Linked DNA regions of Homo sapiens: region 1 is linked to region 2. The links are chromatin loops, found by intact Hi-C in ENCODE. Cell type or tissue: GM12878. All regions are shown on one strand. Links, peaks and the distances in the headings refer to the core of each region. The heading gives the core; the rest is flanking DNA. Region 1 has its middle 19 kb from the start of PREX1. Region 2 has its middle 17 kb from the start of ARFGEF2.

Region 1 (5,377 bases), core at 70-5,069, 58 kb before region 2:
CTATTGAAACCCCAAGTTTGGCCACCATATGCTTCTGGAGAGAATGAACCCTCCTCACCCCCAGCAGGCAGATCTTAATGAAATTCAGCCAATCATGAAGAGGCATGTGACTCATTTCTAACCAATAAGACTTGATGGAAATCTGCTGGAGGCTTCAGGGAAGGTCTTCTTCCCTCTCAAAACAAGATACAGGAAAGGAAAGTGACTTGTTCTGCTCTTGTGGCTTGTGGATGTTGTTGTGACAGCACGATGTCTAGGGGCTATGGCAGCCAACTTGGACCCACGAACGGAGACCGTGCCATCATGGTAGATGGAAAGATGCAAGGAACCTGGATCCTCAATGCTGCTCTTGAGCCGAATTACCCAACCCTGGGACTGTCCTATCTCAGGACACATTGCATAAAACACATTGGGTTCAGTCTTCATTTACTTATAGCAAAAGTCATCTTGATGGATATACTGCTTGTATGGTAAAACTTCCAGAAACATGACTCCAGCTATAACCTTCTTTCTCACATCACTCCAGACCTACGTGGGATGTTTAATGGACATCTTCCCAAGCAGTCCTACAAGCACTTTAAAAATGTGTCCCAACTTGAATCAATTATCTGCCACATTCCCCAAAAGACTTTTATTCACTAGATAAATGGCATCGCCATCTATGTGATTTCTCTCATGAGTGATCCTCAAGTCTTTTTTCCATTCCTTTATTCATTCATGTAACGAACTCTCATTTACTAAGCTCCTCTATGCACTGGGCATTATGCAAGATGTAGGGGATAACACAGTGACTAAGACAAAGTTCCATCCCTCGTGAAGCTTATATTTCCGGTTAGAGGGAGATATTAAACAATTAACCCATAACTGACAGCAGCTAAGAAATAAACAGGATGTTCTCATAGAAAAATACAGGGAGGCACACACCTAGATAAGGTGATCAGGGGAGGCTTCCATAGGCAGGTAATAAATAAGCTGAGATCTAAATGCACAGCCAAAACCAACTCTGCAAAGCATGAGAAGAGTTTTCTAGGCTGGGCGCAGTGGCTCACGCTGTAATCTCAGCACTTTGGGAGGCCAAGGCAGGAAGATTGCTTGGGGCCAGGAGTTTGTGACCAGCCTGGGCAACATGACGAAAAGTGTCTCTACAACATACAAAAAAATTAGCCAGGTGTGATGGTCCATGCCTTTAGTCCCAGCTACTCTGGAGGCTGAGGTGGAAGGATCACTTGAGCCCAGGAGGCTGAGGTTGTAATGAGCCGTGACTGTGCCACTACACTCCAGCCTGGGTGACAAAGCAAGACCTTGTTTCCAAAAAAAAAAAAAAAAAAGAGCTTTCTAGGCAGAGGAAATAGCAAGTGCAAAGGCCCCAAGGCTGGACCAAATTTGAGCTTTCCAGAAGCCGCGAGGAGGCCAGTGAGGTGGTAATGTGGAGACAGGCAGATCCAGCAGGGCCTCAAAAGTGATGTGTGGATTTTATGCTAAGTGCAGTGGGCAGCCAGGGGAGGAATTTAAACAAGGATGTAACATGATGTGACTCAGGTTTTTAAATGGTCTCACAGGCTATTGCATGGACGATGGCCCATAATAATAAAAATGATCACAGCTAACACTTTGATAGTAGATACTGTGTGCCAGGCATTGTTCTAAGCACATTCCGTATATATTAACTCATTAAGTCCTCCCACCGACCCCATGAGGTCAGCACCATAATCATTCCCATTTTATTGATGAAGAAACTGAGGCACAGAGAATTACAGAAACTTGCCTACGGTCACATAGCCAATAAATCAAAGCCTGGCCTAGAGGAAACAAGGAGACTAGCTACAGGCTGTGGTGCATGTCCAGAAAGGGGGCTGCAGGCAGTGGGGCTTGGATTGGCCCAGGGGAGAAGTGCAAGGGAGGATCCCGCATATAATTTCACGGCGGAGAGGAAAGAACTTGCAGGTGGTCTTATCCTCTGTCCATTCTCACTCCTTTCTCCAGCAGGTTTTTGAACTTGACTTCTGGCTTGGTGGTCTCCCAGCCCACCTTATATTAATAGATGGGGATGTCCTCGCTGTCTCCTCCCCCACCATCCTGCTGTCTGGCACCTCGTTCATCTCACACAACCACTCCCCTTGAAAACAGCCCGACCCTCCTACAGTACAACAGTCTCCACCTTGGTCTTGCCCTGCCCACTCCACACCAGAGATTAAAAGCCAGGCAGCCGCTCCTGGCGGTCAAAGGAGAGCACTTTGTAGACGCTCCCTGGACCCCAGCAAAACTTCTATTGTGTTGCTGGAGACAGAAACAATGCCAGTGGCCCAGTTGCTCCCCAGCCAAAGGTGGCCCCAGCAAACAGTCTCCCAGCCCCATGGATGGGGTGCCTGGGAGTGTTAACAGAGCTCCCTCGGGGACCAGAGGGCCAGGAGAGAAGCAACATGTGCCTGCTGGACACTCCCGTCTACAGCCGGCTGCAGCCCCCACCCACCCACGTGCCTCACTCTAGGCGAAGAAAACCCAAAAGTAGGAGAGGACAGGCCAGAGATGGCTGCTTGACCTTTCAAGGGGAGGCAGGAGTTTCTACAAAGCCTCTGGGAGTCCCCTAAGTATGTGTTCCTACCCTCCAGGGGCTAGGAGGTCACCCTCTCAGTTCCTCATCAGCCTGGGATAGGTTCAGCGGTGGGTGGAAAATATGACCAGCAAGGGGCCTACCCACACCCGGGGCCTGCTTTGGGGCTTTCTTAAAAAGACAGTGCTAGGATCCCAGACCAACAAGACACCTTGTGCAAAGCTCTGTGCTCTAGGCTCTCAGAGAATAGGAAAGCACCCTGTCCTTCTGGGTCAGAGTGGAGTTAAGATGAGTTATGCAGAGGCAGAGATTTGGGGGAGAGATCAAGGAATACTTCATGGAGGAGGGGGCCTTTGAGAGTGCTCTGAAAAAACTGAGAGGATTCCTTTCTTTGCCCTGCCCTCCCTCTTCCTTCTCTTATAAAAAAAAAAAAAAAAAAAACAAACCCTCCCCAAATGACTAATAAATAAAAGACACACAAAAGAGACACATATGCTTTATCTATAATGTATAGGCCGTGTTGTTTTTGAAACTCTTTTCTGCTCTGTAAAGGAATGTGTGTGCATCACGGAAACCTTGGAAAACCCAGAGCAGCATATAGAAGAAAATGAAAATTGCCTCTATTTCCACCATATAGAGATAAAACACTCTTAACTTGTCAGAGTATTCCTTTCCAGGCTTTGGTGGTGTTTTTTCATATTATTACTAAGGTGAAATTTACTTGCAGTGAAATGCACATGTCTGGAATATATGACTCAATGCATTTTGACAAATGTCTACACCCGTGTGTACACCCTTCCAATCGAGATCTAGAACATTCCCCTCACCCCAGAAATTTCCCCCGGGTCCCCTTCCAGTCAGCCCCCATCCTTCTGATTTCTATAAATTAGTTTTGCCTGCCATGTAATTGGAATCATGTGCTATGTGCTTTTTTGTGTCTGGTTTCTTTCACTCAACATAAACAATGTTTTTAGATTTCTCCACGTATCAGTAGCTTGTTCTTTTTCATTGTTGAGTAGTGTCCCATTGTGTGGATAAATCACAGTGTGTTCATCCTGCAAGAATCTTTTGGGTTGTCTCCACTTTGGGGCTATTATGAAAGAGCCACTTATAAATATTGGCCAAGTCTGTGCATGGATGTAGGTTTTCATTTTTCCTGAGCAAATACTTAGGAGTGGGATAACTGAGTCATATGATTAACTTTTATGAGAAATTGTCAACAGTTTTCCAAAGTGGTTGTACCATTTTATATTTCCACCAGCACTATATGAGGGTTCCAATTTCTCGATATCATTACATTTTTTCTTTTTTTTTTTTTTGTTTCTTTTTGAGACAAGCTCTCGTTCTGTTATCCAGTCTGGAGTCCAGTGGCACAATTGTGGCTCACTGCACCCTCAACCTTTCAGGCTCAATTGATCCTCCCACCTCAGCCTCCCGAGTAGCTGAGACCACAGGTACACACTACCACACCCAGCTAATTTTTATATTTTTTTTGTAGACAGAGCATTTTGCCATGTTGCCCAGACTGGTCTTGAACTCCTGGTCTCAAGCAATCTGCCCGCCTCATCCTCCCAAAGTGCTAGGATTACAGATGTGAGCCACCACACCCGGCCTATTATTACTTATTAATTACACAAGTAATACATGAGTATAGTCTCCTGCAAGGCTAAAATACCTTTGGATAACCACCTGGCACCCACCAGTCCCCCCAGAATAACTACCATCAGCAGTTTGGGATGCTGCTTCGCAGACGTTTGCAGACCTTTTCTTGTACATTTATATGTATAGATATATAACATTTTTAGGGGGGGTGGTTGGAGTCTCGCTCTGTCGCTCAGGCTGGAGTTCAGTGGCGGGATCTCGGCTCACTGCAACCTCCGCCTCTGGCATTCAAGGAATTCTCCTGCCTCACCCTCCTGAGTAGCTGGGACTACAGGCACACACCACTGTGCTCAGCTAATTTTTGTGTTTTTAGTAGAGACGGGGGTTTCACCATATTGGTCAGGCTGGTCTCGAACTCCTGACCTCAGGTGATCCACCCACCTCAGCCTCCCAAAGTGCTGGGATTACAGGCGTGAGCCACCATGCCTGGCCTGATATATTGACTGTGCCACTGCACTCCAGCCTGGGAAACAGAGGAAGACCCTGTCTCAAAAAAAAAAAAAGGAATGTTTGTGCATTGCTAAAACCTTGGAAACCCGGAGAAGCATGTAGAAGAAAATGAAAATCACCTCCATTTCCACCATGTAGCTTAAACATCCTTAACATGTCAGAGTATTCCTCTGTTTTCTATAGATATATATATACATATCACTATATATGTGTGATTATATATGTGTCTCCATAGAAATAAACAAAACAATACTAGAAACAAATACAATACTAGAAACAGAACAATACTATGTGTCTTCTATGGATATATATATAGTATTGTTTTGTGGTGACTCTTTTTACAAAAATCTTGCATTATATATTTCTTCATTGTACTTACCACCCAGGCCGTATTGTTTGATTCCCTGCCTAGGATGTTAGCTCAGCTGGGGCAGGGAATTTGTTTTGTTCACTGCTAGATTCCCAGTGTCCAGCATAGAGTGGCTGCTCCATCAATATCTGTGGAATGAAAGGATAGTGGACATATTGTTCTGCAATTTGCTGGCTTCACTCTATAAATATAACTCATAGATCTTTCCACATCCACACTTACAGATCTATTTCCCTCTGTAAACTGCCGCATAGCATATTCTGTGATATGAATGTGCAAAATGTCTTTTACATCCCTCTGTTTGTAGGTTTTAGTAAAATCAGCCAAAGGGTCAGGATTTCTAC
Region 2 (5,377 bases), core at 146-5,145:
AAGTGTACAATTCAATGGTTTCTAGTATATTCACAGAGTTGTGTAACCATCACCACAATCAATTTTTGAACATTTTCATCACCCCAAAGGACACTTATACCGATGAGCAACCACTCCCATTTAACCCCTCCTCCCATCCTCTGGCAGCTGCCACCTGCTTTTTGTTTCTATACATTTGCCTGCTCTGGGCATTTCATGTAATATGTGGCCTTTTGGGTCTGGCTTCTTTCATTTAGCATCACGGTTTCAAGATCTGTCCATATTGCAGCATGTATCAAGGCTTCACGCCTTTTTGTGGCTGGATAATATCCCATTGTATGGATAGACCACACTTCATTTATCCTTCCATCCATCCATGGACATTTGGGCTGTTTCCACTGTTTGGCTATTGTGAATAACGCTGCTATAAACATCCATTTTTTACGAGATTGTGTGTGTGTACCTTGTACCATTTTCTTGGGTGTATATCTGGGAGTGGAACTGCTGTGTCTTATGGCAATTTGGTGTTTCCTGAGGATGGCTCTGCTTTGAGGACTGTGCTGAAAATGGTGGGACAACAGTTTCCAGCCTCTTGGACTTCTCAAAGGCAGTAAAAATTCTTAAAAATAAAATGAATGATTGGGCAACCGAAATAAGATGGTCTACTTTTTATATTGCCAAGTAAAGACTACAGGATAAAATAAAATTAAAGAAATATTTTTTCCATTACTTCACAGTAAAAGAACATTTTAACCACCAACATCACTACCCCCAAAAAGGAAAGGAGATTAATATATTAACATAAATGGTAGTTGTTTAAGTTTACTTTCATGAAAATTTCACTACATGCCTGTGTGTTCCCCCATAGTACCAGGAACTGATAAACAAAGAAGCAAACGACCTCCTCACCATCTACAGTCTAGCCAGGTGATGGTGGGGGGGGGGGCGGAGAGAGAAAGAGAGAGAGAGAGAGAGAGAGAGAGAGAGTGTGTGTGTGTGTGTGTGTGTGTGTGTGTGTGTGTGGTCAGAGGATGTCGGATGTCAGATATCCCAACTCTAAGGAATTCTGAGATGTGTAAAAGGGATTGTTTTGCCCAAAGGAGGTTTTCAGGCTCTGAAAAGAATAAAATCCCAGGATAACTGCTTTAATGGAGGCACAAGCAACAAGAGAACCCCAAGACAGAAATTAGTTCTGATTGGCTGGGAACGGTGGCTCACACCTATAATCCCAGCACGTTGGGAAGCCGAGGCGGGCGGATCACATGAGGTCAGGAGTTCAAGACCAGCCTGGCCAACATAACGAGACCCCATGTCTACTAAAAATACAAAAATCAGCCAGGCGTGGTGGAGCACACCTGTAGTCCCAGCTACTCAGGAGGCTGAGGCAGGAGACTTGCTTGAACCTGGGAGGCAGAGGTTGCAGTGAGCCGAGATCACGCCACTGCACTCCAGCCTGGGCGACAGAGTGAGACTCAGTCTCAAAAAAAAAGAAGAAAGAAATTAGTTCTGATCATGGGAAAACCAGGTGAGTAGCAATGATCTCAGCAGGCTGAGATGAATTCTATGCAGCCACAAGTCTGGGAGATAATGTTTACCAGACCAGAGAGAATCTGTAATTCCTACGGCCTTGGTACCTTCAGGAATAGAGAGATTCTATTGCCAAATAATGACTTCCAGGTGGTGCATTAATGACAACAGTGGGTAGTTTTGGTCCCCTCTGCCGCTGGGCCCAGGGGACTCTGGGAACCATCACCCTTGGTGGGATCTGGCTTGGGAGTTGGCCCTAAATCGCCTGCCATGGGAGCGGGTTTAGAGGGGAAGCAGTGGCCCCCCAGGAGGTCAGGGGTCCTAGAGTCATCTAGAAGAACAACAGAAAGAAATACCTAGGGCAGGTCAGGCGCGGTGGCTCACGCCGGTAATGCTAGCACTTTGGGAGGCCAAGGTGGGCAGACCAGCTGAGGTCAGGTGTTTGACACCAGCCTGGCCGACATGGCGAAACCCCGTCTCTACTAAAAATACCAAAAAAAATTAGTTGGGCATGGTGGTGGGCGCCTGTAATCCCAGCTACTGGGGAGGCTAAGGCAGGAGAATTGCTTGAACCCGAGAGGTGGAGGCTGCAGTGAGTCATGATCGTGCCTCTGCACTCCAGCCTGGGCGACAGAGCAAGAATCTATCTCAAAAAAAAAAAAAAAAAGGGCCAGGCACAGTGGTTCATGCCTGTAATCCCAGCACATGGGGAGGCCAAAGTGGGAGGATCACGAGGTCAGGAGCTCAAGACCATCCTGGCTAACACGGTGAAACCTCATCTCCACTAAAAATACAAAAAATTAGCTGGGTGTGGTGGCACGTTCCTTTAGTCCCAGCTATTCGGGAGGCTGAGGCAGGAGAATCACCTGAACCCGGGAGGCGGAGGTTGCAGTGAGCCGAGAAGGCGCCACTGCCACTGCACTCCAGCCTGGGCGACAGAGCAAGAAAGAAAGAGAGAGAGAGAGAGAGAGAAAGAAAGAAGAGAAAGAAAGAAAAGAAAGAAAGAAAGAGAGAGAGAAAGACCTAGGGCAGCAGACACCAGGCTTTGGTCTGTGAGGCTCTGATACCCCGCCCCCCACAAGCTGCTGAATGTCCTTGGAGAATGAGAGGCGAGGGGATGGGAGGCAATGGGGCTGAAATCACTTCTAGGAAGGAACTACCCTCTGTGCTTTCCCATCAGGCAACTGAAGGAGCAAGTTCCCGGGGCTGGAAGCACAGCAATGAGAGGGAAGCACAGAGGTCACGGGTGACAGTGGGGAAAACGAGGCAGCAGTGGAAATGTATCAGAAGCAAAATGTGCTGGGTTTTGCCTAAGGCTAGCAATGCAAAACAAATCAGGAAAGTCCCCTGGACTTCGTGAGGTGGGCTCAGGCACACATGGAAAATTGTGGTGAGGGAGGAGATTTTTTCCTAATTAGCACTGAGGGATCCAATAAGCCAAACCTTTTTCACACATGACATAGCTATCAGATTTTATCCCGGTGCCAGGGAAGCTCACGAGAATGATTCTGAGACAAGATGATGAAGCCAAAATCTTTCCCCCGGCTTTTTTTTTTTTTTTTTTTTTTTCTAAAGTGTAAAACAGGACCAGGTGGTGAGTCTAGTTGAACTGCTCGAGCATTGGTGCTCTCTGGTGGCCAATATAGAAATTGCATTGGCAGCGGTGCAAAAGTTTTCCTTTTTATGAAAAAAGTCAGATAATCTAAGAGGTGTTGCAGAAGCTAGCATTGCTTAAGAGGGATGTTTATTGGAAGGTGTAATCTTGGAGTTAGAATCTTTAACATGCTTCTTCTGAAACCAGCTTTTCCTCGTTCTCTGTCTTGGTAAATGGCCTGACCACCCATTGTTCCCCAAGTAAGAAACGTGGGGGTCACACTAGACACCTACTCTCCCTCATCTTCACACTCAGGCAGTCCCTGAGGCTTGTGCCCTTAACTGTCTAAATTTGCCTTTTTCTTCTTCTTTTTTTTTTTTTTTTCCTGAGACGGAATCTCATTCTGTCACCTGGGTTGGAGTACAATGGTGTGATCTCGGCTCACTGCAACCTCCACCTCCCGGGTCAAGCGATTCTCCTGCCTCAGCCTCTGGAGTAGCTGGGATTACAGGCATATGCCACCACGCCCAGCTAATTTTTGTATTTTTAGTAGAGACAGAGTTTCACCATGTTGGCCAGGCTGGTCTCCAACTCCTGGCCTCAGGCGATCTGCCCACCTCAGCCTCCCAAAGTGCTGGGATTATAAGCGTGAGCCACCATGCCTGGCCTTTTTTCTTTATTTCTTTTTTCTTTTCTTTTCTTTTTTTTTTTTTAAAGTTTGGGTCTGCTCTGTCACCCAAGCTGGAGTGCAGTGGGTGACAGAGCTCTCTGAGACCTCAAATTCCTGGGCTCAAGCAACAGTCCCACCTCCGTCTCCAAAACCACTGGGATTACAGGTGCAAACCACTGGGATTACAGGTGCGAGTCACTGGGATTACAGGTGCGAGCCACTGGGATTACAGGTGCGAGTCACTGGGATTACAGGTGCGAGTCACTGGGCCCTGCCTACCTAGCATCGCTTCTGTCATATTCTGTTAGCAACACTCTCCAAAGCCCAACCAGTTTCAAGGGGAGGGGATGTAGACCTCACCTTTCAATGAGAAGAGTGTCAACGAATTTGTGGACTTTATTTCAAAACAGCCACAACAACTAATTCCTGATAAAAACTGAAAATATGACATAATAAGGCTTTAACCACCCCCACGTTTGTTTATGTGTTTATGATCTGTTTCCCACGCTACAAATTAAGCTTGATGAGGGTAAAGACTTGGGCATTTTGCCCACTGCAGTGTCCCTGAGGCCAAGGACAGGGCTGAAGAATTACACGGTGATTAGATCAGAGGAAATATCACCGTCTCCCCTCCTCCTGTCTATTTTAGGCCAAAGCATCCTTCAACATCCAGCTCACAGCTCTTCTCCGTGGTCTTCTAAACTCCAGTTTTTCTTTGCCTATTCACCTGAGGGTCACTTTGTGCTATACTAAGTTGTCACGTCTTAAATTACAGCATCCAGTATTACCAGTTCAGCTGCTGGAGCCTGACACCCTGGACCCAAATCCCAGCTCTCATGTGAACCAGCCATGTAACCTTGGACAAGAAACCTCAGTTTTCTCTTCTGTTAAATGGGGGAAATATTGGGGATTTTGTAAGGATTCAATGAGCCAATTTAAGTAAAGCACTCAGAACAGTCCCTGGCCTATAGGAAGCACCAGAGAAGTAGTGTTAGCCACTATTGCCTCTTGTATCTCTGCATTGTAGGGTTCTTTATCCATCAATTTTTTCTTTCTTTCCTTCTTTCTTTCTTTCTTTCTTTCTTTTCTTTCTTTTTCTTTCTCTTTCTTTCCTTCTTCCTTCTTTCTCTCCTTCCTTCCTCTTTCTTTCTTTTTCTTTCCTTCTTCCTTCTTTCTCTCTCCTTCCTTACTTCCTTTCTTTCTCTCCTTCTTTCCTTCCTTCCTTTCTCTCTCTCTCTCTCTTTCTTCCTTCCTTTCCTTTCTTTCTTTCTTTCTCCTTTTCTCTTCTTCTCTCTCTCTCTCCCTCTCTCTTTCTCTTTCTTTTTTTTTTTTTGAGTCAGAGTCTCACTCTGTCACCCAGGCTGGAGTGCAGTGGTGTGATCTTGGCTCACTGCAACCTCCGCCTCACGGGTTCAAGCGATTCTCCTGCCTCAGCCTCCTGAGTAGCTGGGATTACAGGCATGTGCCACCACACCCATCTAATTTTTGTATTTTTAGTAGAGACGGGGTTTTGCTATGTTGGCCAGGCTGGTCTCCAACTCCTGACCTCAAGTGATCTGCCCGCCTTGGCATCCCAAAGTGCTGGGATTACAGACGTGAGCCACCAT

The links. Peaks named below come from ENCODE experiments on the same cell type or tissue, not always from the same donor. Only the 100,000 strongest peaks of a DNase experiment are listed, where the experiment ranks them.
Region 1: it touches region 2 in a loop (3-fold over the local background); 14 of 110 quality-filtered maps call a loop at or near these places.

Annotation. Positions count from the first base shown.
Region 1 is chr20:48,844,393-48,849,769 of GRCh38, forward strand. It overlaps a transcript of PREX1 not described here. Among named protein-coding and RNA genes, the nearest start is that of PREX1, 19 kb to the left of the region's middle. RefSeq lists an enhancer at 2,322-2,601. In GM12878, for the core only: no CTCF peak of the experiment used is centred there; a DNase peak (open chromatin) is centred at 2,639; H3K27ac peaks cover 2,012 bases.
Region 2 is chr20:48,902,082-48,907,458 of GRCh38, forward strand. No RefSeq gene overlaps it. Among named protein-coding and RNA genes, the nearest start is that of ARFGEF2, 17 kb to the right of the region's middle. In GM12878, for the core only: a CTCF peak has its summit at 3,138 (motif pointing left); a DNase peak (open chromatin) is centred at 3,114; H3K4me3 peaks cover 438 bases; H3K27ac peaks cover 307 bases.